Regions from separate parts of the Homo sapiens genome. Here region 2 is linked to region 1. A link is an interaction called in ENCODE POLR2A ChIA-PET data of the cell type or tissue named here. Cell type or tissue: GM12878. All regions are shown on one strand.

What was found. Peaks named below come from ENCODE experiments on the same cell type or tissue, not always from the same donor. Only the 100,000 strongest peaks of a DNase experiment are listed, where the experiment ranks them.
Region 2: POLR2A ChIA-PET joins it to region 1 with 8 read pairs; 8 of 35 experiments call an interaction of 5 or more read pairs at or near these places.

The regions. Positions count from the first base shown.
Region 1 is chr14:68,797,890-68,800,389 of GRCh38, reverse strand. No RefSeq gene overlaps it. Among named protein-coding and RNA genes, the nearest start is that of ZFP36L1, 6.1 kb to the right of the region's middle. In GM12878, no CTCF peak of the experiment used is centred here; no DNase peak of the experiment used is centred here; H3K27ac peaks cover 164 bases.
Region 2 is chr14:68,319,699-68,322,198 of GRCh38, reverse strand. All of the region lies in intron 8 of RAD51B (RAD51 paralog B), which reads right to left. Among named protein-coding and RNA genes, the nearest start is that of RAD51B-AS1, 360 kb to the left of the region's middle. In GM12878, no CTCF peak of the experiment used is centred here; no DNase peak of the experiment used is centred here.

The DNA.
Region 1 (2,500 bases):
ATAATGGCCCCAAAATGCAAGAGTAGTGATGCTGGCAATTTGGAGAGAACAAAGCAGTAAACTGCTTCAAGTGAAAAGGTGAAAATTCTCAACAAGGAAGAAGAATCATATGCTTATATTGCTAGGATCTATAGTATGAATGAAACTTTTATCCATGAAATTCTGAAGGAAAAAAAATGTCATAGTACATGCAGGGTTCAGTACTATCCCTGGTTTCCAGCATCTACTGGGGGTCTTGAAACATATCCTGTGTGGATAAAGGAAGGACTACTGTAGTTGTAGTATAGAAAGAAAATGTACCAAAGAAAATGAGAAAGGAATTTAAATGTTTCACTATGGAAAATCAAGTAACACAAAATAAGATAGTAGTATAGAAAAATGAGGAACAATACAACTCTAAGGCATCTAGAAAACGAATAACAGAATGACAGAATTAAGTCCCTTCTCATCAGTAGTTACTTTAAATGTTAATTAAGTGCCCCAATCAAAAGACAGTGATTGGCAGAATGGATAAACAAAAAACCTGATCCAACTATATGTTGCCTACAAAAGACTGACTTTAGATCTAAAGACACAAACAGATTGAAAGTACAAGGACAGAAAAAGATATTTCATGCAAATAGTAACCAAAAGAGAGCAGGAATGGCTATACTAATATTAGACAAAATAGACTTTAAATCAAAAAAGGTTACAACTGGCCAGGCACGGTGGCTCATGCCTGTAATCCCAGCACTTTGGGAGGCTGAGGTGGGTGGATCACGAGGTCAGGAGATCGAGACCATCCTGGCCAACATGGTGAAACCCCGTCTCTACTAAAAATAGAACAATTAGCTGGGTGTGGTGGCGCATGCCTGTAATCCCAGCTACTGAGGAGGCTGAGGCCGGAGAATCGCTTTAACCCAGGAGGTGGGGGTTGCAGTGAGCAGAGACCGCGCCACTGCACTCCAGCCTGGTGCCAGAGCAAGACTCCGTCTCAAAAAAAAAAAAAAAAAAAAAAGGTTACAAGAGACAAGGACATTATATATTAATAAAATGCTCAATATAGCAAGAAGATAGAACAGTTATATACATTTATGCACCTAACAACAGACCATGAAAAATATAACACTTTCAGAAGGTAACAAAAAATCTTAATGACCTGGGGTTAGGCAAAGATTTCTGAGCTGTGACACCAAAAGCATGACCCACAAAAGGTAAAACTGATAAATTAGACTTCATTAAAATGAAAAACTTTTGCTGTGTGAAAGATCCTTTGCTTGGAGAGTTAAAAGATAAGGTACAGACATGAGAAGATATTTGCACGTCACATAAGCAACAAAGGAACTTTATATATCCAGAATATGTAAAGAACTCTCAAAACTCAACAGTAAGAAAATGACCAACTAAATGACCCAACTAAAAAATAGGCAAAAGGTTTGAATAGACACTTCACCAAAAAGTATATGCAGATGGAAAATAAGCATATGAAAAGATGTTCAACATCATTAGCCATTAGAGGAATGCAAACTAAAACCACAGTGTGAGACTACCACATACCTATTAGAATGACTAAAACAAAAAAACAGTAATACTGTTAAGTGCTGGTGAGGATGTGGAGCTAGTGGAAACTCTCATATGTTGTTGTTGGAAATGCAAAATAGTATAGCCACTCTGGAAAATGATTTGGCAGTTTTGTATTAATTTCAACATGCAGTTACCATATCACCCAGAAATCTCACTCCTAGTTATTTACCCTAGAGAAATGAGAATTTGGCCAGGTGCAGTGGCTCACGCCTGTAATCCCAGCACTTTGGGAGGCCGAGGTGGGCGGATCCCGAGGTCAGGAGATCGAGACCATCCTGGCTAACACGATGAAACCCCATCTCTACTAAAAATACAAAAACAAAATTAGCTGGGCGTGGTGGTGGGCACCTGTAGTCCCAGCTACTCGGGAGGTTGAGGCAGGAGAATGGCGTGAACCTGGGAGGCGGAGCTTGCAAGTGAGCCAAGATTGTGCCACTGCATTCCAGCCTGGGCGACAGAGCGAGACTCGAAAAAAAAAAAAAAAGAGAAATAAGAACTTGTGTTCACACAAAAACCTGTACATGAGTGTTTATTGAAACTTTATTCATAATGGCCCAAAGCTAGAAATAATCCAATGCCCTTCAACAGGAAAATGGATAAACTATTGTATAAGCACACAGTGAAATACTATTTATCAATAAAAAGGAATGAACTATTGATACATGCAACAACATGGTTAAATATCAAAGGCATATACTGCGTGAAATCAAACATACAATATGATTCCATTTGTATGACATTCTGGGAAAGACAAAATTGCAATGATAGAGAACAGATCAGTGGATGTCAGGGACTAGAGATGGAGAAAGTATGAATGCAAAGGGATAGTATGAGGGAGTTTTTGAGGGGTAATGGAACTGTTCTGTTACCTGATTATGGTGGTGGTTACATGAATCAATTCATAAGTTAAAATTCATAGAACTGTATGCCAAATAAA
Region 2 (2,500 bases), 480 kb after region 1:
TCTTCATGCATGAATTAAAAGAAAAACACTATTATTATTTCTTCCTTCATTTTATACATTTATTTAATCTAGTGCTTACTACATGCTAAGCACTGTTCTAAGTGTATTATAAATATTAAGTCATTGTGTTGGGCGCAGTGGCTATGGCTGTAATCCCAGCACTTTTGGAGGCTGAGGCAGGTAGATCCCCTGAGCTCAGGAGTTTGAGACCAGCCTGGGCAACATGGTGAAACTCCACCTCTACCAAAAATACAAAAATTAGCCAGGTGTGGTCCCAGCTACTCAGGAGGCTGAAGTGGGAGTAGCTGTGGTCCCAGCTACTCAGGAGGCTGAAGTGGGAGGATAATTGGGGCCTGGGAAATTGAGGCTGCAGTGAGCCATGATCGCAGCACTGTACTCCAGCAGGGATGACAGAGCAAGACCCTGTCTCAAAAAAATAAACACATTAATTTTAAAAAATTTAAAAATTAACTAACTGAATCCTCATAGCAACAATGTGAGGTCAGAATGATTATTTTGCCTTTTTTTACAGAAAGGGCAACAGAAGCTCAGAGTTTAAGTAACTTGCTCAAGGTCTACCCTTGTGCTGCCTCTCTGGGTACCAAGAAAGAGCAGATTATGGATCAAATGCTGCTATTTGCTAAGCCTCTAAGAGGCAACAAAATGCTAAGAGCAGAGACTCATCAGTGATGTCTTCCCAGAGCTGCTTTTGAACTCTTCCAAGTCTATCACTTACTAAATTGTTTCTGAAAGCCCCTGTGGCACCAGCATTCCACACCCAAAAGGAGAGAACCAAAACCTTTGCAAGCTTGGCGAGTGTATAAATTGGCTAAATTAGACCCTAAGTGGGAAGGTGGGTTAGAAAAGGACAGGGGAATGTGAGGAGGGAGAATAAAAGGGGAGTGGGCGACTGGGCTGCCCTAGTCTTGCAGTACGGAGCAAGATTACTTTTTACAGATGTGTAGGGCTAAGAGAGAAGATCATAACATTATACCTCCTACTATGGCTTTTTCCCCCTAGTTTTACTTTTTTGGTGGGCAGGGTTTCAATTTCCTTTTAGAATTGGATAGGCTTGATTTTAAAAATCGTGAGAAGTTAGTGGTTAAAGGAAACAGGAAGTAGGAGAAACATGGCACAATGGGGACTTGGAGACAGATGAGGAGAGTGCAGAGGAAAAGAAAAGAGGAGGTTTCTATACTTCTGCAGGGGGGAAAGAAACATGAGAGATGTGTTAAGAGTTGGAGGAGAAAGGCTAGGGAAGCTTTTAACCAGAAAGAGCCAGTGTTCTAGTGTGACCCTATGAAAACAACTCTTCCAGACCTTTGGGTCCATAGCCCACAGTGTAAGAAATGCTATTGGGATACTTGGTAGACCACACCCACAGAGCTATTTCACAGTCAACAACTGTGGCCACAGCAGATGATGGGATGGAAGGGCTAACTTCATAAACTTTCCCAGTTTGACCAAGTAAAACTTTTTATTTAATGAGATCAAAATGCTGACAAATCATTTTATAGAGGGAGTGAGCCAGAAGGAATATGTGTTGGTTCTAAAAGAAAGTGGGTGTTGGGCAGTATATTTTTGTTACTTCTTAACAAAGAGGAAAGCAGGGAGGAGGAAGAGAGGGGCAAGGCCCCTTGCCTTTGGCAGGCAGTAGGCTGAATACTACGGTAGCTCTGCAGAATTAGAACAGCCATCTTGGAACAATCATTTGACTCCTATGTAAGCTCATCTCAAAGCTGTTAGCTATTTACAGTCTAAGGCTTGAGAGTCTCCTCAGGCTCTTTAAAGATATTAAAATGATAACACATTTTAATATGTCAAATTTAATACTACAAAAATGTTGTAATAAAGTTTCAGGGCTTTCTTTCCCCATTGGTTTAATCATATGCATATAAAACAGGAGGCATCCAAAGTTAACATCTTCTAGTGCCCAGATTTCTGCGTCTATTGCATTGCAGTGTGATACACACGGACAAAGATTCTTTAAGGCCAGTTTCAGACCGAAAGTACTCTATTAATTCCAGCCAGTAAAGAACAAGGAGAGAAAGGGATGATTCCAATATCAAGCCAAACTGGGGGCTTGGGGAGGGAGAGGAAAAGTGGAGAATCTAAGGGCATCACATGCAGTAGTACAATGGTTACTGAAGGGGTTTTGGAGTCAGATTGATTTGAATGCTTATCCCACTTCTGCCTTTCAATGGCTCTGTGACCTGCAGAAAGTTACTAAACCTCTCTGGGTCTTTATTTCCTCATCTGTAAAATGGAGATAACAGTATCTGTCTCATAGGGTTGTTAGAAGGCAGTATGAACTCAGGCAGGTAATGCAGGTAAGGCACTGGCACATATTAGGCACTCAGTAAATGATAGCTATTATTCTCAGAACCATGTCTAGTGAGACTCCACTTCTCTAGGCTAGATAGACATTTTACAGAAGAATTAAAAAGGGTGTGGAGCTACCCTAAAGAAGCTAAGCACTTTAGATTTCAAAGGGAGCCTC